Regions from separate parts of the Homo sapiens genome. Here region 1 is linked to region 2. Evidence: read pairs that join two places in POLR2A ChIA-PET (ENCODE). Cell type or tissue: OCI-LY7. All regions are shown on one strand. Each heading gives the region's core, and the rest is flanking DNA. Links, peaks and the distances in the headings are about the cores only.

Region 1 (12,644 bases), core at 6,580-9,079, 250 kb after region 2:
TATTTTTAGGAATATTGTATTCATTCAGCGAAGTGAAAAATTTAAATAACAGCATAAAGTGGAAGTGACCACAATGGGAAAAGATAGAGGAGATTCTCCACCTTGGGGGAAATGCGAGGTGAGCTGATATTGACCCTGGTCAGATTTGGGAAAAGAGCTGAGGATGATGGCGCAAGCAGAGCGTTTTGATGAAAAGCCCAAAGCAAAACTAGTTATGGGAGGTGGGTCCAGAGGGACTATTGGGGCCAAGCCAGGGAGAGCTGCCTCCTGCTCTGGGAGCCCATGGAGGGCTGGGTACTGGGAGCTCCTAGGGCACTCACCTGGTATTCATTGTCCAGCACCAAGATGCTCAGATCAAATGGCTTGCCATCCTAAAAGGGCACATTGTGGCATCTCCCCTCACACTTCCAGGCCCTACACACATGGCTGTCAATGGCCAGACAATGGCCAAAGTGCACTCAGAAATGGAAGGCGATGTCTGAGTCCTCATTTGTCCCAGTGTAGAATTCCACCCGCAGCTCTGGGTCATTGCTGAGGGCAAAGCACACAGAGTGTTGGGCAAGCCCCTCCCCCTCGTGGGGCACACACTCAACACACACACATCCCTTCCCCCCTTTCCCCAAAGAAGAAAGCAGGCTCCCTGGTGATACTGCAGGACTGGTTTCTGTGGGGCTGTTTTAGCACCTCATTCCCCCAGGTGGGGACATGCTCTGTCACTCATCACAAGATGGAAACTGAGCCACAGTCACTGACCTGAGCTATTACTTGTCCATTCTTTGAAAAGTCTATGCCCCTTGATAATGAGCCACACCCCCAATCCCTGAGTGTCCTCCTCCCCTAGGCCACATGACTGGCCCAAAGTGCAACCACTGCAGGTTTCATGCCTGGTGCTGGAGGGTCTCCAGGACCTGCAACTTAATTGGTGCCTTTATCATGCCAACTAGACATTTCCACATCACTCACATGAGGCCACTTCCTGAGTAAATATTCTCCCTTCTTTTCCACCCCCGTGCCATGGACCATGGAGTACTCACAAAAAAGGGAGGATCGGTGTCCCTCTGATTGTCATGGTAGAACCAATGGACAAGGACACAGGCATTGTGTGGGGCACCTGCTAGGGGACTGAGAGTGGGTGAGAGGGGCCCGGCCAGGTGTGGCCTCCCCTTTTCTAACAGATTCCCATGATGCAGAAGGTTAGAAATCAACAGGCAAACAGTGAGGACTTCTCTTTTTCACCCTATCACAGTCAGGACTCCATATTCCTGAAGACATGAGGGTCCCATAGTTAGGAACAAGGATTCAGGAGTCAGGCTGCCTGGATTCCACTCCTGATTCTGCCTCTTACTGGAAGTGCCATCTTAGATCTATTACTTGAATGCTGCCTACCTTAGTTTCCCAGGTACCAGGAGGATTATTTAAAACTCTTATTTTTCTTTGCTTTCTTTACTTTTTACTTTTTTGTCTTTATTAGAAATTCTTACTTTGTAGGGTGATTTTAGTGACAGAAGTTAATACGTGTAAAATCTTTAGCCTAATCCCTGGCATGTACAGGGCTTGTTGGGGGTGACCTAACACTATGGATTGGGTCCTTGTGGAATATTGACCTGAGATCAATTTCAACTCTGAAACTGTGAAAACTAGACTTGAGGATGTAACAGCAGAGAAATTCACTCCAGTAAGAAGCAACACTTGTTGAAAGAGAGAGGGAAATTGAAAAAGAACAGAAAACCCCTGTGTGTGGGATGCACGTGCATCACAGTCATCAAGGGCAATGGACGTCCTTCCCAGAAGTTGTAAAAATCTTGAGGACACAGCTCCAGCACTTGGACAAATGAAAAGTGTGGGTCAGGGAAGTAATTAGAGAGAACCTACAAGTGTATAATTTTTCTTCCTTTTTGAAACATGATCTCACTCTGTCACCCAGGCTGACATGCAGTGGTGCACCAATAGCTCACAAAGCCACAAACTCCTGTGCTGAAGGGATCCTCATGCCTTGGCCTCCTGAGTAGCTGTGATGAAAGAGGCCTGCCACAATGCCTGTCTGATACTTAAAAGTTTTTGTAAACACAGCATCTCACTATATTGCCCAGGCTGGTCTCAAACCTCTGGCCTCAAGTTATTTTCCCATCTTTGCTTGACAAAGTGCTGGGATTATGGGCATGAGCCAGTGAACCCAGCTACTCTGATGATTAATATCCACTGTAAACTCTGTCTGAACTGAGGCTACACTTGTTCCTTCCTGGTTTAGGGTGATTTAGTATCCGAAACCACAGACTCTAATGCTCTTCCTTAGAGAGCCAGGATCTGCAAACTCTCCAGACCCACAATAAGAAGGGCAGGCTTTGGTGGGAGCCAGGAAGAGACATGAGGCTGAAAGACAGGAGATGGTGGTCACTGTGTGCAGAACCTACCTGAGGAAACATCACTCCTATGATCTGCATTCCTCTTTCCCACTCTGCTTGGGAAGAGGCATCTAGAGAGCATGCTTTCTGCTCTCATTAATGCTCACAAATGAGTCATTGATAACTCACAGTCCCCAAGATTCACACCAGTTCTGCCACCTGGCATCCACATTGACACACATGGGAAGATGCACAGCTGCTTCATCAGAGGCCCTGCTGTGTGAGGAGGAAACTTGACATGCACAGAAGGCCACATGCATGTTCCCAGTTCAACACCCAGTCATATCCCAGCACTCACACACACCCATAGTCGCACAGAGTCACCCCACTCACTGAGTCACAAATGCCTGCTCGCTGTGCCTATAAAGATGCTCATGCATTGGTCTGGCCTTGCTCACACACACACTCACATCACAGTCGGGAAGACAAAACAGTCACCCTTTTACACTCAGGCACATCCCACCCATCCTGGTGGGCTCTCCACCTCCCACCTAAAGTCACATCATCTCAGCAGAGTTCACTCTCATCAGACACCATCACACCCTCACAGAAGGTTACACTGGTCCAGGGTCCACACCTGACAACATGCAACGTCTCAGACACCATAGCCCCAGGGTATCAGAAACAGACTCAGTCATAACCACACTTTTTTGCAAGCCTGTGTCTGTGATGCAGCAGAAATGACGGTGGGGAAGACACCAGGGGGAGGAAGGGGTCACCAGGGAAATGCACAGACAAGGATGATGGAGTGAGGATGAGGGTGAGGGGTTGTGAAGTCCAGCCCCCATGCCTCTCATTAAGCCTTCTCTCCACTGTGCAGAATGTACATTTCCTAATTTTCCTAATCTGTGCAATGGTAAAAATAGTGAGGATTTTGGTGAAAATCATTTGCCCTGGGAGGTAACACTTCTTTTGGTCTACAGATGTTCTGACAGAACACTGGTCTTGATCCTAAGCAGGACCTATGGAGGGAGGTAGAGAAAGCCCTTGTGTCCCCCTGATCCCACACTGGTCCCCTTGGCTTTGCCAGGTGAGGGTCTTTCCCATCTGCCTCTCACACACCTGGGCTCCACCCACACCCTTTTCTTTTCTCTGAGCGTCCATGGGAATCCAAATTTTCAGAGACACCCTTTCTCCTGCAAATTTGTGGAGAAAGTTGAGATTCTTAAGTCTAGTTATTGGTTATTTGTTTCTTAGTTCCAGACCTGTGTGAGGACAGGTGCAGGTACAGGTGATTGGACTTGAGTCACAATGCAGTCTTCTTCACCTGGGGTGGAGGACTCAGGACCCCTCCTCAAGTTCTTTTTGTGATGAAAGGAAGCATCCTTAAAACCTATATTAGAATTCAAATGTGGAGTGAATTAGAATTTCCTTCCATCCTTCCTTCCTTCTCCCTCTTATTTCATTTTTCTCTTCACTTTTTTTTTGTCAAGGAATTCAAACCATTCTAATCCTTTGTCAGGCAATTAGTTTGCAAATATTTTCTCCCATTCTGTGGGTTTTCTCTTCACTTTTTGATTGTTTCCTATGCTAGGCAGTTTTTTAACTTAACATTATCTCATTTGTTCGTTTTTTTTGCTTTGTTTGCCTGTGTTTGTGGGGTATTTCTCAAGAAATTTTTGCCAGAACAAATGTCCTCAAGATTTATCCCCGTATTTTCTTCTAGTACTTTCATAGTCTGAGATCTTAGTTTGAAATCTTTACTCCATTTTGATTTGATTTTTGTACATGAGGAGATATAGGTTTCTAGGTTCACTCTTCTGCATAGTTTCCCCTATGCCATTTATTGAAGAGACTGTCTTTTACCCAGTGTATATTCTTGGCACCTTTGTTGAAAATGAGTTCACTGTAGGTGTGTGGATTTGTTTCTGGGTTCTCTATTCTGTTCCATTGGTCTGTTTCTGTTTTTATGCCAGTACCATGCTTTTTGTAGTTGTTCTTGTTGTTGTTGTTACTATAGCTCTGTAGTGTAATTTGAAGTCAGGTAATGTGATTCCTCCAGTTTTGTTCTTTTTGCTTAGGATGGCTTTGGCTATTCTCAGTCATTTATAATTTCATATAAATTTTAGGATTGTTTTTCTACACCTGTGAAGAATGTTATTGGTATTTTCATAAAGATTGCATTGAATCTGTAGATTACCTTTGGTAGTATGGACATTTTAACAAAATTGACTCTTCTAATCCATGAACGTGGAATATTTTTTTCCATTTTGGTGTCCTCTTCAACTTCTTCCATTCGTTTTTTAGACTTTTTCAGATATCTTTCAATTCTTTCGTTAAGTAACTTTCTGGGTACTTAATTTACTTTGTGGCTATTGTAAATAAGATAGCTTTTTAAATCCTTTTTCAGATTGTTCCTTGTTTGCATGTAGAAATGCTACTAATTTTTATATGTTGATTTTGTATCCTGCAACTTTACCAAATTTGTTTATCAGTTCTAGTAGTTTTTTGTGGAGTGGTTAGGTTTTTCCAAATATAAGATTATGTTATCTTCCTCCTTTCCAATTTGGATGCCCTTTGTTTCTTTCTCTTGTCAAATTGGTCTAGCTAAGACTTCTGGTACTATGTTGAATGACAGTGTGAAAACGGCCATCCTTGTAGTGTTTCAGAGCTTAGACAAAAGGCTTTCAGGTTTTCCTCATTGAGTATGACACTAGCTGTGGGTCTGTCATATATGGCTTATTATTTTAAGGTATGGGCCTTCCATCACGAATTTTTTTAGGGTTTTTATTGTGAAGAAATGTTGCATTTTATCAAACACTTTTTCAGTATCAATTAAAATGATCATATGGCTTTTGTTCTTCATTCTGTTGATATGAGGTATCATATTAATTGATTTGCATATGTTGAACCATCCATGCATTCCAGGAATAAATCCCATTTGGACATGATAAATGATCTTTCCTTCTTTTTTTTTTTTTTTATTGAGAAGAAGTCTCGCTCTGTCATCCAGGCTGGAGTGCAATGGTGTGATCTCAGCTCACTGCAACCTCTGCCTTCTGGGTTCAAGTTATTCTTCTGCCTCAGCCTCCCAAATAGCTGGGATTACAGGCGCTCACCACTGCGCCTGACTAATTTTGTATTTTTAGTAGAGACAGGGTTTTGCCATGTTGGTCGGGCTGGTTTCAAACCCCTGACATCAGGTAATTACTCCCCTCAGCCTCCCAAAGTGTTGGGATTACAGGCATGAGCCACCATGCCTGGTCAACCTTTCTAATGTATTGTTGAATTTGGTTTGTATGGGGCAAAGAAAGAGAGATCAGATTGTTACTGTGTCTATGTAGAAAAAGGAAGACATAAGAAACTCCATTTTTATCTGCACTAAGAAAAATTGTTCTGCTTTGAGATGCTGTTAATATGTAACCTTAGTCACAACCCTGTGCTCACCGAAACATGTGCTGTATTGAATCAAGATTTAATGGATTTAGGGCTGTGCAGGATGTGCCTTGTTAACAATTTGTTTGCAGGCAGTATGCCTGGTAAAAGTCATCACCATTCTCCATTCTCGATTAACCAGGGACACAATGCACTGCAGAAGGCCGCAGGGACCTCTGCCCAAGAAAGCCTGGGTATTGTCCAGGTTTCACCCAACTGAGACAGCCTGAGATATGGCCTCATGGGAAGGGAAAGACCTTACAGTCCCCCAGCCTGACACCTGTAAATGGTCTGTGCTGAGGGAGATTAGTGAAAGAGGAAGGCCTCTTTGCAGTTGAGATAAGAGGAAAGCATCTGTCTCCTGCTCGTCGCTGGGAATGCAATGTCTCAGTGTAAAACCTGACCATACATTCTATTTACTAAGATAGGAGAAAACCGCCCTATGGCTGGAGGTGAGACATGCTGGCAGCAATACTGCTCTGCTACTCTTTACTGCTCTGAGATGTTTGTGTAAAGTTAAACATAAATCTGGCCTACGTGCACATCCAGGCACAGCACCTTTCATTAAACTTATTTATGACACAGATTCCTTTGCTCATATGTTTTCCTGCTGATTTGGTAATGGTTTCCCTACCATTACCCTATAGTCCTGCCACATCTCCCTCACCAAGATTGTAGAGATAGTGACCAATAAATACTGAGGGAACTCAGAGACCAGTGCTGGTGCAGGTCTCACTTGCTGAGTGCTGGTCCCCTGGGCCCACTTTTCTTCCTCTATACTTTGTCTCTGTGTCTTATTTCCTTTTCTCAGTCTCTCATCTCCACCTTGCGAGAAATACCCACAGGTGTGAAGGGGCAGGCCCCCTTCAGGTTTGCTAGTGTTTTGTTTAGGATTTTTGCATCAATATTTATTAGAGATATTGGCCTATGGCCTATGGCCTATGGTTTCTCTTCCTTTTTTGGTGGGTTTTTGTGTGGTTTTGATATCAAGATAATGCTGGCCTCTTTTAATGAGTTCAGTAATAGTCCCTCCTCTGTTTTTCTGAATAGTATCGGTAAGATTGGCATTAATTTTTTCTTAAATGTTCAGTAGAATTCAGCAGTGAAGGCATCAGGTCTTGGGCTTTTCTTTATGAGGAGACTTTATTGTGGCTTCTATTTTATTATTTATTATTGGACTGTTCAGGCTTTTAATTTCTTCCAGGTTCAATATCGATAGGTTGTAAGTATCCAGGAATTTGTTCATTTCATCTAGATTTTCCAATTTATTGGTGTATAGTTGCTCAGAGTAGCCACTAATAATTTTTTGAATTTCTGTGGTATCAGTTGTAATGTGTCTTTTTTTCATTTCTGATTTTATTTATCTATATCTTCTCTACTTTTTTCTTAGTCTGGCTAAGGTTTGCTAATTTTGTTTAAATTATCAGAAAAAACACTTTTTATTAATTTCATTTGTATCTGCTCTGATCTTTATTATTTATTTTCTTCTACTAATTTTAAGTTTGGTTTGCTCTTGCTTATCTAATTCTTTAAGATGCATCATTATATTGTTTATTTGAAGCTTTTCTCTTTTTTGATGTGGGGACTTAGAGCTATAAAATTCCGTCTTTATACTGCCCTGGCTGTATCCCATACATTTTGGTATGTTATGTTTTCATTATCATTTGTTTCAAGAAAACTTTTAATTTTCTTCTTAATTTCTTCATTGACCCACTGGTCATTCAGGTACATACTGTTTAATTTCTATGTATTTGGATAGTTTCCAAAACTCCTCTTGCTACCAATTTCTTGTTTTATTCCATTGTGGTCAAAGAAGTGGCTTGATATTATTTCAATTTTTTTTTTTTTTTGAGATGGAGTCTTGCTCTGTTGCCCAGGCTGCAGTGCAGTGGCGCCATCTCTGCTCACTGCAAGCTCCACCTCCCAGGTTCACACCATTCTCCTGCCTCAGCCTCCCGAGTAGCTGGGACTACAGGTGCCCACCACCACGCCCAGGCTAATTTTTTGTATTTTTAGTAGAGACGGGGTTTCACTGTGTTAGCCAGGATGGTCTTGATCTCCTGACCTCGTGATCCACTGGCCTCAGCCTCCCAAAGTGCTGGGATTACATATTTCAATTTTTTTTTAATGTTTCAAGACTGGTTTCATGACAACATATGGTCTATCTTTGAGAATGATCTATGTGCTGAGGACAACAGTGTGTATTCTGCAGCTAAACTGTGCTGGGGAAGAGGTCACCGTGAGACAGGAGACACTTCTCAGTGCCCAGGAAACACTTCCTGTTCTCCGTTCCCGTGACACAACATCTCACACCCACCACCCATACTACTCTTTCTGCTGTCACTACAAAGAGGTACTGAGTGAAGCCTGGACTCTATTCCCAGTTCCTTTTTGTCCACTTGCCTCTGCACATTTAGGTGCTAGGCTGAAGGTGAGCCCCTGATAAGGTCAGTGTCACCTTCTAAAATTCCACAAAAAATGAATTCCATACAGGTGATGAGGCCTATGACCTATTATCAAAATAGAAAAGTGAACAACACTGAGAGCAGAAAGGTGTAAGGAGGAGAGTGGACCTAAACTGAACCCAAGAGTGTCCAGTGAGAGAGGAGGGAATTTCATTCCATATGGGAATGAAACGTGGAAGAAAGGAATGAGGAGTAGCACTGGCTGTGTGTTGGCACCTCAGGTATCTGGGTGTTAGGTTGAATGCGGGTAGGAGAGGAGCATACCCATGAGTAAGGTTGGAGGTGAACAAACTGCGGCAATGAACATGGGGAGAGAGGATGAGGATGATCAAAATGATGCCTGACTTGGGCCGTGTGGAAAAAGAGGCTATTTGACAGGACTTTACTCAATCTGCCTTCATTAGTTTGTAGGTAACATGTTGTTTCTGCTAAGTGGTTCTCCAGGTTTGCTATGAAGCAGGTGATCTCAGCTCTTATAGAGGGAAAAGGACTGTCATTCTGCCATCTTGGTAGAAACTCCAAGAAGGGAAGAGTGGAGGGTGAAGCCGATTGTTGCTGAGAACCAGTCCTAGAGAAAATGATAAATAGGTGTCTGGCTGGCTTCAGCAATGATGTGGCCCAGTGACTGCTGTCTATTTTCTTCTTCCTCTCTTCAATTCATTCTCCTTTTAAAAATCTTCTTGTCCTTTTGATGTAAAATTCTTTTTCTTTTCTTTTTCAAATAATGCTTAAATCAGGTGTGTGAATTGCATTTTTCCTATGTGTGTTTCAGTATTGGGTGTTTGATGTGTTAAGGGCCAATAATTTGTCTCCTTAGTGCACACATTGAGAGAAAGTGCACCTGACAATGTGTAGTCACCTCATGGACACCAGGTCCTGATTGGATGATAAGATGCGGGACTTCACTCTGAGCCTCTTCCTACAATGGTATTGCTTTCTGGAGTTGTTTCCAGGGTTACTTCTCTTGGTATGTGAACAGTCTGTAAGCCAGTGGAGACTCAGTGGAACTTGGTTCCAAAAAGGACCCCATCATGACCAATAATCAAAACAACCACAACCTGTGGAGGCCCCTCCCCATGATTTGGGCTGTCTGTACTCACCTTAATCAATATAATGTCATAGAAAAGTGACACTCTCCAATTTTCAAAGCTAAGTTCTATGATGCCTGGCAGCTTCTTCTTTGGTTTCTTGAAAGTCCTTCTTTGGTGGAAGACAGTAATCATTGATTAAGTCCAACAACTATGAGGCCTTCATGATTTCAGAAAATTCAAGACACTAATGTGTAGGGGAGGTAGGGAAGGAGACAACCAGCCAGCCCCCAGGTGTTCACTCACCCTTAGTGTTGAGTCAAACATAAGTGAAGAATCCTCTGGGATCCCAGCCTGTAGGTCCTTCAGAAAACGTGACTCCCACACACATGCGTGTCTACCACCCGCATGAGTCCAGTAAACCTGCAAAGCAGGGAGACATCAGAATAAATGGTTGCTTTATGTGAATATGTGTTGGGGAGGTTTCCGGTTCTGCAATGCCAACGGTAGCAGCAGCAAAGCAGGGTCGGCTCACTGTGTCCATGTGAATGAATTGTGTTCATTCCACCAATAAATGACATATTTTCCGATCTAAAACTATGACCATTTATTTCCAAAGAGGAGATCCAGGATTCTGCCCACATAAAATAGAAAAATCTGGCAGTTCTTTTGAACATGACAAAGGGATTTTTTGAGGGAAATTATTGAACTCTTGTGGTTCTCTAACTATGGCTTGGATTGAAATTTTCAGGTATAGGCCAAGCACAGGGGCTCACACTTGTAATGCCAGCAATTTGGTGGGCCGAGGTTGCTGGATTGCTTGACTTCAGGAGTTCGACACCAGCCTGGGCAACATGGCAAAACCCCATCTCTACAAAAAAAACATGCAGAAATTAGCTGGCCATGGTGGTGCTCACCTGTGGTCTCACCTACTTGGGGGGCTGAGGCAGGAGGAATTTTTGAGCCCAGGGTGTCGAGGCTGCAGTGAGCCTTAATGGTGCCACTGCAGTCCAGCCTGAATGACAGAGCAAGAACTTGTCTCAAAGAACAACAACAAAACAAAATTTCAGGTGCAAACTTGGTCAGTATTTCCTCGGCTTTTTCAGTGCTTCCTGCACAACGCCAGACACAGTATTAAGACACAGGAAACATCCTTAGAATGAGTGCAAGAATGAAGACATTTCATATGACTTTCCTCAAATTACAAAGCTTCTCCCCAAAATCAATTATGCCTGTGAGGTTGTAAACAGCTACCCAACATTTCACTGGAGTGAGTCATCTACAATGAAGGAGGAATTTTGGTTCAGAGTGTCTGACGTAAAGTACGGGCTGACATAAAAGGATGTCTTCGTTATGTAATCTCAGACATCACAGTGGCCTTGTGTCACTTGTGTCCTTGTGCCACTTTGTCTTTTTCTCCATGAAAGTAAGAACCAGATTCTGGAAAATTTGGTGAAGTTTTAATGACCAAGTGTAGAGGAAGGGGTGAGGAGTGATCGTTCTGTTAGCAGGCTCTGGAAATGCCATGGTCGCACAGAAACAGGGATTCTTTAACCATGAGGAATGTGATCATTTCATCAATTACAGACAGACACTGAGGTCAGGGAGACATCTCTCCACACTTGCACCATCTTCACATAAGATGGTGGGAGTCGGTGGGGAAAGCTGTAAGCATTTTGGCCATTTACCATTACCTACAAAAGAAAAAAATGCATCAGAAATACAATATGCCATCAAACAAGTTTTCAGCATCATCTCACTCAGCCCTAGTGCCTACAGCATCCAACCAGAAATCCCCTAATTATACATCAGAACCCAGTAGACACACTTCTCTCTGCAGATTACCCTTGTGCCTACTTCAGACAGTTGCTCATTTATTTCCAATGCTTCCTCTCATTCCTCCAAGGAGGTTTTACCACCCTGTGTATCACAGAACCTGTTTGCTCAGCCTCTCCTCTCACCTGGAAGATCCCTATGGCCTGGGACTGTCTCTCATGAACTTCAATCCTTGCGTCTTGCACAGGGCCTGCCATGGGGTTAGTGCTGGACAGTGTTCATTGAATGCATACATTTCAGTTCCATGAACTATAACTCCCATTCACTATGACTGCTGATGGCCCAGTTTCTCCTTGGAGTTGCCCAGAGATGTAATGGTGGTGGCAAAGAAGGAAATTCAAATGTTTTCAGAGAGGAGGAACAAAACAGGTGTTGCAAAACGTAGGATATTATTCTGAACGGCTGAAAGGCATAAGAAAAGGATCTCCTACTTAAATATGGACGAAATGTTACTCTTTGCATCTGCCCATTTGAAAAGATTGGGAAGAAGGCCAGGCGCAGTGGCTCATGCCTGTAATCTCAGCACTTTGGGAGGCCAAGGCAGATGGATCACAAGGTCAGGAGGTCAAGACCAGCCTGACCAATATGGTGAAACCCCGTCTCTACTAAAACTACAAAAAAAAAATTAGCCAGGCGTGGTGGGTGTGCACCTGTATTCCCAGCTACTTAGGAGGCTGAGGCAGGAGAATCGCTTGAACCTGGGAGGTGGAGGTTACAGTTAGCTGAGATCGTGCCACTGCACTCCAGCCTGGGCGACAGAGCTAGACTCCATCTCCAGAAAAAAAAAGAAGAAGAAGAAGAAGAAAAGGTTAGAAAGTTTGGAAATACTATTTATTTATTACTAAAGCTATAGAGACAGTCACCTTTTAGGTGTTAAGTTATGAAATTTAAAATGCACACAATTTTGAAGGAGTTATTCCATTTTTTGTAATTACCCTCCAATATGGAAATTGGGAGGTTCATTATGACAAAGGGTACGTTAAAAAGCTTTATTTGTGAGCGCAAAATACTGGAACCAGCCTAATGTCCATCAAAAGGATCAAGTTCAATAATTTTGGGTAACCCTGCTACAGGAATATTGTATGATGTTGAAAAACTGAGGCGGCACCATGGATGGATGATTGCTCCAACATGTAGCGTTTGACAACAAATCCACCCCAGTTTCTAAAGTGTAATGTGTAGAGAAACTTAAAACAGCATTGGTTTAAAAAGAAATGAAACCACACATCTGTATGCTTCCATAAGCATACATTAGCTCTGGAATTTGTGTAGAGAAGCTAGTAATACTGCTGTTCTGGGGGTAGGATTGGGGTTCAGTACTGAGAGAAAGACTACATTTTGGACTGATAAAATAACCTTATTCATATGCATGTTTTATCCATTTGGCTGAATGACTATGTAAGTAACAGCATACATGGGAATGAGAACTATGGGTGAAGACAGACAAGATTCTCCACCTTGGGGAAAATGGCAGGTGAGCCCACCTTGACCCTGGGTCAGATCTGGAAGAAGAACTGAGGATGGCAGTGCAAGCAGAG
Region 2 (12,644 bases), core at 3,837-6,336:
GCACTCCAGCCTGGGCAACAGAGCGAGACTCCATCAAAAAAAAAAAAACTGAGCAGATGAAGGAGGGTATAATTTAAATGGTCAGGGTGGCTAGAAGATCAGCAACAATGCCTTTTCCTACCAGAAGCTGACCAATGGAAAGTCATCAAAAGACTTCATGAGGAAACTCATTATGAGAGAGACTCACTATGGAATTTAATCCAAAATCTCCTAGTGAGCAAGGCTTTAAAAGCTACAGCCTAACAGGCATGGTGGTTCACACCAGTAATCCCAGCATTTGAGGAGGCTGAGGCAGGAGGATTGCTTGAGCCCAGGAGATCAGGACCAGCCTGGGCAACACGATAAGACTGTGTCTCTACAAAAGCATTTTTAAAAATTATCTGGGCATGGTGGAATGCATCTGTGGTACTAACTACTTGGGAAGCTGAGGTGGGAGGATTGCTCGAGCCCAGGAGTTTGAGGCAGCAGTGAGTCAAGATTGCACAATTGCACTCCAGCCTGGGTGACAAAGCGAGACCTTGTCAAAAAAAAAAAAAAGAAAGAAAGAAAAAGCCACAGTGGGCCAGGTGCAGTGGCTCACACCTGTAAGCCCAGCAGTTTGGGAGGCTGAGGTGGGTGGATTACCTGAGGTCAGGAGTTCGAGACCAGCCTGGCCAACTTAGTGAAATCCCGTCTCTACTAAAAATATAAAAATTAGCTGGGTGTGGTGGCGCATGCCTGTAATCCCAGCTACTCAGGAGGCTGAAGCAGGAGCATTGCTTGAACCTGAGAGGCAGAGGCCGCGGTGAGCAAAGATCATGCCACTGCACTCCAGCCTGGGTGACAGAGTGAGACTCAGTCTCAAAAAATAAAAATAAAAAAGCCACAGTGGACTCTGTAACTCAAGCATGTGAAATTTGTCTTAGAAATAATTCCTGAGCCCATCCACTGGCTCTGCCCCAGTGCAGCATAAGAAGACCTATCCTGGAGAAGATTGGCGAATTACACAGATACCCCTAAAGGGGAATTCAAATATATTCTGATTTTTATAGACACTTTCGCAGGCTGGGTGGAAGCTTTCCCCACACAAACAGAAAAAGCAATTGAAGTTTGTAAATGACTGCTTAAAGGCCGGGTGCAGTGGCTCACGCCTGTAATCCCAGCAGTTTGGGAGGCTGAGGTGGGCGGATCACCTGAGGCCAGGAGTTTGAGACCAGCCTGACCAACATAGTGAAACCCCATCTACTAAAAATACAAAAATTAAGGCCAGGTGCGGTGGCTCACACCTGTAATCCCTGCACTTTGGGAGGCTGAGACGGGCAGATCACAATCAGGAGATCGAGACCATCCTGGTTAACACGGTGAAACCCCATCTCTACTAAAAATACAAAAAATTAGCCGGGCATGGTGGCAGGCGCCTGTAGTCCCAACTACTCGGGAGGCTGAGGCAGGAGAATGGCGTGAACCCGGGAGGCGGAGCTTGCAGGGAGCCGAGATCGCACCACTGCACTCCAGCCTGGGTGACAGAACGAGACTCCGTCTCAAAAAAAAAAAATACAAAAATTAGCTGGGCATGGTGGCACAGGGCACCTGTAATCCCAGCTACTAAGAAGGCTGAGGCAGGAGAATTACCTAAACCCTGGAGGTGGAGGTTGCAGTGAACTGAGATCGTGCCACTGCATTCCAACCTGGGCAACAAGAACGAGACTCTGTCAAAAAAAAAATTAAAAACCAAACCAAACCAGACAAACAAAAAGTAAATGGCTGCTTAAACAAGGAATTCCTAGGTTTGGGCTTCCAGCCTCCCTACAAAGTGACAACAGGCTGTCTTTTATCACCTAGGTCACCAAAGGGCTGTCTAGCAGTCTTAGCATCCAATACAAACTTCACTCTGCCTGGCATCCTCAATCTTCTGGGAAAGTTGAGAGAATGAATCAAACCCTTAAAAAGAACCTTGGCTACACTATGCCAAGAAGCCCAGAAATCATGGATTAAGTGCCTCCCTATTGCCTTACTAAGAATAAGATCCACCCCAAAGGGGAACTTAAAGCTCAGCCCTTTTAAAATGACCTATTGGAGCAGTCCTTTCTCAAGACAAACTTTCTAATAGATGAAGACTTAAATCAGGCTTTAAAATACATTATCAACTTGGGGAAAATTTAGCAGACAATATAATAATAAAATATTACCCCAGCTGGGTAAGATAGTTTGGGATCATTTCCCTATTAGGTGCACAGGTCATACTCAAGACATGGTGAGGGCCTGGCATGAATCATGCTCCCACTGTACCCTCTTCCTTTTTTTTTTTTTTAAACGGAGTCTCACTCTGTTGTCCAGGTTGGAGGGCAGTGGCACGATCTCGGCTCACTGCAACCTCCACCTCCTGGGTTCAAGGGATTCTCCTGCCTCAGCCTCCTAAGTAGCTGGGACTACAGGTGCATGCTACCATGCCTGGCTAATTTTTTGTATTTTAGAGATGGGGGTTTCACCGTGTTAGCCAGGATGGTCTTGATCTCCTGACCTTGTGATCCACCCGCCTCGGCCTCCCAAAGTGCTGGGATTACAGGCGTGAGCCGCCGCGCCCAGCCACTGTACCTTCTATCTCACTGTAACCTCTTCCTTTTAGTCTGGGTGCAGGGTACCTGGAGTCACAATAGCCCTAGGCATATAGTGGACCAGGTGAGGCAGGCCCTGGAAAGGCTAAAAACCTCCCTCAATTCTCTTGCTAATGTGGTGTTGGACAACTGCTAGGCCTTACCCTCCATAACTTGGGCCTTACCCTCCATAACTTGGTTCCTTCCTTTCTTAAGCCCTTATTAGCTATCTTTCTTCTTTTAATCTTTAAACCATGCTTCTTTAACCTGCTGGTAAAATTTGTGTCTTTCAGACTACAATAGTTTCATGTCAAGTTAATCATTGTGCAAGACTTCTAGGTTACTTATTAGCTGAACAGGAAGATGTTTGTACAGTCACCATACCTCCTGCTGCACTTGGATAAATACTACTGGGCGAGTAGAGGTTAACACCCAGGCAATTTACAATCAGGAAATTGGTTACACTCTTTTGATAAAGGAAGTCAACTTAGTGTACAATGCTGTCAGATGAACCTTACCCTTGTAAGGCTTGTAACTTGGTTCCTCCCTTTCTTAAGCCCTTATTGGCTATCTTTCTTCTTTTAATATTTAAAGTTTTTAATCTTTAAATTTTTAATTTTTAAACCATGCTTGTTTAACCTGCTGGTAAAATTCACGTCTTTCAGACTGTAATGCTTTCATGCCAAGTAAATGGTCTTGCCAGGCTTCCAGCCTGTTTCAGAGACCACTAGCCCAGAGCCGTATCAGCCCCTTCAGCAAGCCATAAGAAATTTCTACTCCTCCTGGAAATAGATGTAGAGACTATGTCCATGCTTAGCAGGAAGTAGTTCCAGAAGAGACCTTTGCTCCTTAAGAATAAGGAGAATGAGGACTGCGAAGGAGAACGCAGCAAGCCCAGGCGGCGGTGGAAAGGCTGGAGGACACACCTAAACATGTGGAATCCCAATGCCGGGCAGCCAGGGCCAAATCCATATCCCCCCAATATTGGGTGCCCTGGAGGTTCCAATCCTGCCCACCCACCACCTATTAATCCACCCTTTCCCCCAGGCCCCTGTCCTCCTCCCCCAGGAGCTCCCCATGGCAATCCAGCTTTCCCCCCAGGTGGGCCCCCTCATCCTGTGCCACAGCCAGGGTATCCAGGATGCCAACCGTTGGGTCCCTACCCTCCTCCATACCCACCGCCTGCCCCTGGAATCCCTCCTGTGAATCCCTTGGCTCCTGGCATGGTTGGACCAGCAGTGATAGTGGACAAGAAGATGCAGAAGAAAATGAAGAAAGCTCATAAAAAGATGCACAAGCACCAAAAGCACCACAAGTACCACAAGCATGACAAGCATTCCTCCTCTTCCTCCTCCTCTTCCAGCAGTGATTCTGACTGAATACAGGCCCTGGACCCTTCCCTCAAGTCCCACCAGTTCTGCTCTCCCATCAAGCTTCAGATGCCACGTTGTACTGGGGGAATGTAGCCCTTGTGCTCCCCACCCCCTACCTCCACCTGAGCCTCACCCTGCTGTTGAGCCCTGAGTGGCTAGGGGAAATAGGAAGAGGATTGCCATGGCCTGGCCATCTTGTTGCTGCTTGGAGAGATCATATAGCTAATGAATTAGGCAGGGGAGCTATTTTTTGAAGATGATGAACTAAATGTTGAAGACAAGTTTGAGATCTGTAAAATGTGATTTTTTACTTCCACTTATAATACTTGTGATTGGGGAGGTTTGTGGAAATTCAATTATGATGAAAAACCTCTATCTTTTTTGTAATGTTGGCATACTTGGGGGATTTAGTGGCAAATACATTCCCCAGCAGGCCTTTTGTTGGTTGCACTAACTGCAAGGTTGCTGGGAAGTAGAGTCCATTTGGTTGATGAGCTTTGACTGCGGTTTTGGAACCTTACCTCTCCTCCTTAGCCCAATATGCTGTCTCGGGTCCTATTCAAATAAAGTTATTTCTCCTGGTCTAAAAAAAAAAAAAAAAAAAAAAAGAATAAGGAGAATGAAATCTCTTGGCTGGGAGTGAGACAGCTGGCTGGCTTCCTATTTTGAGGTGGTTTAGTGAAAAAGAACAAAAGCCCCTTACTCAAGCTGTAGCTTGTCTGCAGCAGGATAATTAAGGAATCAGAGAGACCGTGGGGTTGAGGAGGAATTATTTAATTATTCAGGTGCACCGACCCAGTCAGATTAACATCCAAAGGACTGAGCCCTGAACAAAGAGTCAAGCTACCTTTTAAGCATTTCGTGGGGCTGGGGGAGATCTGTGCAGGGGGAAGCATATCACAGAAGTGAGAAACAAAGACAGTCATTCAATTGAGACATGCATTATATCATTTTTTTTTCAAGGAACAGCATGTTTTACGACTTGAGATTATCTGTCTAGTGATCTTACAGCTGCACAGCTAGAGAAACAGAGTCTTCACAATGCCTGGGAAAGGGAGAGATAAGGCTCACTAGCCATAGAAAAACAGGCAGTTAATTTTAAAGGACTCCAGCTCTTTCTCTTCCTCAGGGGGAATTGGGTTTTCTTACATACAACTAAGTTTTGCTTACACATTCTTTATTTCTTTTAATTCCTGTTCTATACCTAACCTCCAGCCAGTCAGCATCAGAGGCCCAAGAAGCTATTAACCACAAGTTCCTGCTTTAGGGGCTTAGGGACTTCCCCAGGAAGCCACAGGAACAGCTTAGGTTTCAACTTACAGTGATAATTTCCTTATTTCAATGCTAAAAATCATGCTCAGAGGTAGAGATTTAAAATGCCAATATTACATGCAATGTATGAAAAACCATGTTGAACCATTGTGCAGGCGCCAAGAAATCCCTTGTTAACACATGATGACAGGCACATCATGGCATCTGGACCCCTACAAGACAGATCGACTTGCTCCCTGTGGGGAGCAGCCTACCCTTTTCCTTTCACGGTGCTGACCTCCCTTCTGCACAAACGGAAACAAACTTTTTTTTTTTTTTCTCTTTAATACTGTGTCTGGTAATCTCACTTGATTTCTATCTTAGGAGACTACAACAAGCCAGGATGATGGTAACATCTCTGTCAAGATGACATAGATTTATTTTTCCTGGCTCCTCTCTGCTAAAAACCCTGGAATAACATAACAGACATTCTTAAGAGGACTCTGAAAGATAAAAAGAAGGAAAACTGACAAGGGCCTTAGAACTCGAGAAACATCTCAGTGGCCCAGCATCTCTCAATTTCCCACCCAACGACAGGACGTGGTCTAGATCCAGCATCTCCCCAGCCCCCTATCCAGCGGCAGAAAGCACCCAGGTAGGTGCTTTCCCCACCCTAGTGGATGGCAGAGATGAAGGAAGAGCCCTGCTGGCACCACGCAGCCCAGGGAAGTACTCTCCACCCTTTTGTGCCAGTGTCTCCTACTCCTAACGTAGCAGCACCAAGCAGGCCCCAAGAAAATGCTTTTAACCTCCATTGGTGGTACTAACAGGAATTGGGTATGAGCTCAACCAGCACCAGGCAAATGAAATAGACCGGAATAATAATGCAAGGGCTCTGAAAACTAAATTGTCATTGGAATCATAGCACACAAAAGTAGGCCAGGACCTGCATGCTAACCTAAAAACAGTGACTGCTAAAATGGAAGAGTTAAATAGGATCCAGGGTCTCCTCTCATAATACCAGAAATGTCCAGGATATAATTTAAAAATCATACATAATATGAACAACCAGAAAAATCACAACTTGAATGAGAAAAGCCAATCAACAATCTAACACTGAGATGAAAGATTTTAGAATTATCTGACAAAGATCTAAAGTAGCCATCATAAAAATGTTTCACCAAGCAAGTAGAAATTCCTTGCAAAGATGGGAAAGAAAAGAAAATCTCACCAAAGAAATGGAAAGTATGTTCTTAAAGAATCAAATGAAAATGATAAAACTGAAAAATACAATAACTAAAATAAAAACTCACTGGAAAGGCTCAAGAGCAGAGCAACTATGACAAAGGAAATAAGAAGTGAACTTGAAGATAGAACAATAAAAATTACCCAATCCAAAAAACAGAGAGACAATCAACTTTAAAAAAGAGAAACAGAAAATGACTAACAAGGGCTCAGAGAACCTGCAGGACAATTATAAAATAGCTAACATTTGTATTATCAGATTAACAGAAGGAGAAAAGAAAGTGGGGCTGAAAAATATTTGAAGAATAATGACCAAACCTTCCCAAATTTGGCAAAAGACATAAACCTACAGATGCAAGAAGCTAAACAGAATAAATCTGACGGATTCCATGCCAAAACACAGTATAACTAACTTATGAAAACAAAGGCAAACAATGAAACTATCTTGGAAGCAGCTAGAGAGGAATTATAAATTGTCTATAGGGAACACTGATCAAATGACAAAAAATTTCTTATCAAAAACCATGGAGAAGAAAGCCTGGAGCAATACTCTTCAAGTGCTGAAAGAAAATAACTATCTGCTGAGAATCTTTTTTTTTTTTTTTTTGAGACAGTCTCGCTCTGTCCTCCAGGCTGGAATGCAGTGGTGTGCTTTTGGCTCACTGCAACCTCCACCTCCCAGTGATTCTCCTGCCTCAGCCTCCCAAGTAGCTGGGACTACAGGCGCCCGCCACCATGCCCGGCTAATTTTTGTACTTTTATTAGAGACAGGGTTTCACCATGTTGGCCAGGCTGGTCTGGAACTCCTGACCTTGTGATCTGCCCGCCTCAGCACCCCAAAGTGCTGGGATTACAGGCGTGAGCCACTGTGCCCAGCCGAGAATCTTATATGCAGCAAAACTATCTACGGGGTATGAAGAAGAAATAAAAAGCTTTTAGATGAAGGAAGACTACAAGACTTTGCCGTCAGCAGAATTATTTTTAGAGAATGATTAAAGGAAGTTCTCCAAAGTCCAAATGATTACAGGAAAAGGCTCAGAACTTTAGAAAGGAAGGAAGAACAGCAGAATGGACAAAAATAGTGATAACTATAGCAGATTACCCTTCTCATGAGTTTTTAAAAATCGTAGTTGGTTGAAGCAAAAATTATAGTATTATCTGATGTCTATAGGAAGAGACAATACTTAAAATAGTTATATGTGTATACACACACACGCATATGTATAAGTGGGAGGGTAAAAGGATCTATATGGATGTAAAGTTTCAACACTTCAATCAAAGTGGTAAAATATTCATAAGTTGGATTATAATCAGTTACATATGTATATTGTAGTACTAGAGCAAGTGCTAAGAAAATTCTACAAATTATGTATTCGAAAATAATATGAATCAAAATGGAATGCTAAAAAATGCTCATGTAACTCACAGGAATGCAAGAAAAAATAAGAATGAGAAATGGAACAAATGGAAAATGAATATTAAAATGTTAATCTTAAGTCCAAACATATCAATAACTACTTTAAATGTAAATAGTCTATCTCCTTACATGAAATAAAAGGCCAGAGATTGGTAGAGTGGATTTAAAAAATGATCCAACTAGATACTGTCTCCAAAAAACTTTACTCCAAATATAACAACATAGGTAGGTTGAAAATAAAAGAATAGAAATATATATTAATTTTATTAATTTATGTTATTATAAATATAAATTTTAGGCTGGGTGCAGTGGCTCACCCCTGTAATCCCAGCACTTTGGGAGGCCAAGGCAGATAGATCACTTGAGGTCAGGAGTTCAAGACCAGCCTGGTCAACATGGTGAAACCCCGTATCTACCAAAAATACAAAAATTAGCCAGGCGTGGTCACAGGTGCCTGTAATCCCAGCTACTTGGGAGGCTGAAGCAGGAGAATTGCGTGAACCTGGGAGGCAGAGGCTGCAGTGAGCCGAGATCATGCCCTTGCACTCCAGCTTGGGCAACAGAGCGAGACTCTGTCTAAAAAATAAATAGATAAATAAATAAATAAATATATATATAATTTTAAATATAAATTTTTAAAAGGAAGGAAGTACTATATTAATACGAAAATACTTTCCTTCAGAGCGAAAAACATTGCTAAAAACAAAGGATCATTCTGCCAAGACATTGCAATCCTAAGGTATATGTACCAAACAACAGAGATTCAAGTACATGAAGCAAAAACTGATAGAGCTGAAAGGTGAAATAGACAAGTCCACAAATATAGTTGGAGAATTAAAAACGTCAGTCTCACCAAATTGATAGAACTACCAGGATAAAATATGTGAGAATATCAAAGAACTGAATAACAGCATCAATCAACAGGATCTAATTGATATTTATAGAATGCTCTATTCAACAATAGACAAATCCACAAATACATTTGGGAAATTCAAAGACTTGCTCTTGTTAGCAACAACAACAACAACAAAGAAGTAGTTCTTTCGTTTCATTGATTTTCTCATGTTCAGTTTTATTAATTTCTGCTCTTCATTATTTCCTTTCTTCTGCGTTGTGTTTGTTTTGGTCTTTTACTACTTTATTGTGTAAGAAGAGCTTAGAATATTGGTTTAAGAACTTTCCTCTTTCCTAATGTAAATATTTAATGCCATAAATTTCCCTTTAGCTATATCCCACATATTTTGAAATATCTTCTTTTCATTTTCATTTAATTCTATGTATTTTTGATACTTCCTCTTTGGCCCATGGATTATTTAGAAGTGAGTTGCTCAATATCCTTGTGAGTGGAGATTTTCCTGTTTTTCTGTTATTCATTTCAAGCTGATTCCATTATGGTCAGAGAACATCTCCTATAGAATTTCAATTATTATAGGCAGAGAGGAAGTGTGAATGTCAAATGTTAGAGGGAAGGAACTAGAGGCAAGTGGCAAATAATGGGTCATTGGAGAGTTTAACAAAACGTTCAGTGCTTATGGAAGTCGGATTGTGGGATCCAGAGCGTAAAGGAATTAAGTTAGAAATTGCCCGCAAGCCTGAATTTAGCTGGAGAGAGTAAATTCTCTTCCACTGTGCTCCAGTCTATAAAGCCAAGACTAGTCAGAGGGGCCCAGGGGTCTGGGATGGTATAGCCAGTGCCCATGCTGCAAGGAGACGGAAGCAGATAAGCAGGAAGAGGCCGAAAGGCTCAGGTACACAAATACCCTTGTTTGGGCTCAGAGCAAGGCTGCCAGTGGAGGGATGGATGCGATTTCTCTGACCATAAGGAAGTGTCCCCAGAGTTTATTTCCCGGGTCACCAAAGGGTTTCCTGAGAATTGATATAATACAGGGTAAAGCACAGGGGTGTACACACACACATACACACACACACACACACACACCCACACACACACCCACACACACACCACTTGGGCCTTAAAAGGAGTGAGAAAGAAGACCCAAGGGGATTGGCACATACAGAGTATTAATTTGTGAGATCTCCCACCACAACCACCCCATTTCTGGGGACTCTGGCTGTGGAGAGCGATGATGAATTTTGAAGGCAGGAAGCTTCTTTCTGTGATCAACCAGGGGAAACCCCAAGGCTTAGAGAGAATTGAGGGCCAGAAACACCCATGAAACTCACCCTGATTCTTTCCCTTCACCTCCCATTTGTCTCTGAGTGCCTCTAATTACAAGAGGCATATGGCACACAGAGGATTTTATTTTCTTTTTTCTTTTTCTCCCCAGGCCAGAATGCAGTGGCATGATCACGGCTCGCTGCAGCCTCAGACTCCTAGGATCAAGCAATCCTCCCACCTTAGCCTCCTGAATGGTGGAGACTACAGGTGCATGCCACCACACTCGGTTTATTTTTATATTTTTTGTAGAGAAAGGGTCTCACTATGTTGCCCAGGCTGGTCTTGACCTTGTGGCCTCAAGTGATCCTCCTGCCTCAGCCTCCCAAGTAGCTGGGACTACAAGCGTGCACCACCGTGCCTGGCTAATTTTTGTATTTTTTTGTAGATACAGGGTCTCACTATGTTGGTCTTGAACCAGGCTGGTCTCAAACTCATGGCCTTAAGCAATCCTCCTGCCTCAGCCTCCCAAAATGCTGGAATTATAAGCTGAGCCACTGCGCCTGGCCTCAGACAGAGAATTTTCACATCTTGGTTTGCAATTGCTGTTTCCTCCTAGGAATCCCGACGTCTCCTCCTCCGAGTCCTTCTCTGTCTCAGGGACCCAGCAGCCCCTTCCACCAACTTTTAGACCCCTCAGGGACCCAGGCATCCTTTTCCCAAAGCTTCCACTTCCTGTGGGTCCCCTGCCCCTGCTTGTTTCTTGTTATCTCTGGCTTTTAGCCAGTCTCCTATTTACTCACCTCATTCTCCTGGTTGACTTTATGTCCCAGTCAACTCTTAGCCTTTATCTTTCCCTCCAGGAACGTTTCTTGGGTGGGCGTGGGGATTGGTTGGAGCTCCAGGGAGAGAGAAGCCCCCCACCCGCTCTGGCCTCCCAGAGGCCCAGGCTGCTGTGATAAGAGAGGAGGAGCCCCAGGGGCAGCAGCTGCTAGGGTGTTGGTCCAAGAGAGCACCCAGGCTTTGCAGCTGCTGGTCCCAGGGGAGACTCCCCCAGCAAACAATGAGATCCTGAGTCAGGGAGAAGGCAGGCAGGGCATGGGTCAGGCCAGCCCCTCAGAGGAGCTGACTCCAGCTGAGAAAGCCCAACTTTCAGCTCATTCTTCTGCTCCTTGTGTGCAACCTAGACCTCCACCTCCCATCTCAGGCAAATTCTGGGGTGATGGAGAGGCACAGAGTCCCCTAAACCTGTTCAGCTAGCCCCTGCTAAGAGCAAACCCTCCCTACACACAAAAAAACTCCAAAACCAACAGGTCCTGGCTCTTCCTCAGTCCTCACAGGCTGGGGAGTCCCTGGCCACCTATATCCTGTTTCCAGCACCACTGAGGAGCAGGTGTCTGGGATCAGAAGTAGAATCTGGGTGTCTGTGTGGAACCAGGAAACAGAGGCCATTGTCCCTTCTTCACACACCGCCTCAGTCCCAGTGCCCACCTGCAGCCTGGCCTGCGCCCACACCAGAGGAGGCTGCCCCCCAGCTCTACAGTCCTTGAGAATTTTTTTACATCTCTGGGACGTAAAGATGCCCAGAGAGGCTGGTTTTGGTGTTCCCATTTTGCAGATGAGAAACCGCAGACGCCCCACTGGGCTGCGGTGGAGGTCTTGTGTCCCACTCCATAGCCTCAGACTCCTGCCCATCCCAGACACCTGCCCCTAGTGGTGTCTGGAAGCAGGATGTGGGTGGCTAGGGACTCCCCAGCCTGTGGGGACTGAGAAGGAACCAGGACCCGGATATGGGTCCCTCACTGTTGTTCCTGGCAGGAGCCAAAGGAAGGAACCTAGCCACTAAGCCAGCAAATATGACCACATGCCACCTCCCACCCTCACTGCCCACACCCCCACCCTACCCCACCTCCACCCAGGGACCCAGGTGCTCATCTGCCTGCTCCCCAGCTGTCTCCCTCAGGGACCCCACCCTTCCAGGACCAAACTCTCCAGAAGGCTTCCAGGGAATGGCCACCAGCTGTCCTCACTCCCTTCTTGGAACCCAGGCATCCAGAATCACTGTCCCTCCTTCCCAGGCCTTCACAGTTTCCCATTTCATCTGGCCATGAGGATGGCAGCCTCCTCCAGGAAGTTGGCATCATCTGCCTGGCACGTGGCCCAGGGTGTGGCCCAGAAACTCCACTATATAGCCCTGCCACAGGGCTGGCCCTGCAGCTCCAGGGACCTGCAGGTGAGAAGGGCTGGGGTCCCCTTTGGAAGTGGGACAGCAGGTCCCCTACTCTTGCCCCTGACTGTAGGCCTCCTCATCCTACCCCTAGACCCACAAGACAGCCAACTCTCCACCCCGTCCCTGGCTTCTGCCCTCCCCAACCCACCTCCAGACCCGCTGGACAGCCAGCCTCCCCTATACACACACACTGGTCCTTGGATCCATACCCCCTGGCCCAATCTGCCCGACTTCTTTCCCCACCTCAGCCTTCATGGTCCCAGGTGGCCCTTGTCATGAGAGTGGGCCCTTCTGCCCAGGACAGTCTCCAGCAGAGGCGGTGGATCAGCCTTCTATGATCCTTTCTCTTTTCCTACTGCAGCCATGGGTGCCCTATGGAGCTGGTGGATACTCTGGGCTGGAGCAACCCTCCTGTGGGGTAAGTCAGACCAAGACCCTC

The links. ChIA-PET counts read pairs that join two places held together with the same protein. Peaks named below come from ENCODE experiments on the same cell type or tissue, not always from the same donor. Only the 100,000 strongest peaks of a DNase experiment are listed, where the experiment ranks them.
Region 1: POLR2A ChIA-PET joins it to region 2 with 28 read pairs; 2 of 35 experiments call an interaction of 5 or more read pairs at or near these places.

Annotation. Positions count from the first base shown.
Region 1 is chr19:39,682,351-39,694,994 of GRCh38, reverse strand. It overlaps the pseudogene LGALS17A. Among named protein-coding and RNA genes, the nearest start is that of LGALS14, 16 kb to the left of the region's middle. RefSeq lists an enhancer at 2,129-2,278. In OCI-LY7, for the core only: no CTCF peak of the experiment used is centred there; no DNase peak of the experiment used is centred there.
Region 2 is chr19:39,934,543-39,947,186 of GRCh38, reverse strand. FCGBP (Fc gamma binding protein) reads left to right here and starts at 12,553. Exons shown (of 36, transcript NM_003890.3): 1 at 12,553-12,623. The coding sequence starts at 12,569. It also overlaps the pseudogene PRR13P5. RefSeq lists a silencer at 271-565 and enhancers at 3,205-3,705, 5,249-5,338, 5,439-5,518. In OCI-LY7, for the core only: no CTCF peak of the experiment used is centred there; DNase peaks (open chromatin) are centred at 5,216 and 5,446; H3K4me3 peaks cover 1,780 bases; H3K27ac peaks cover 2,424 bases.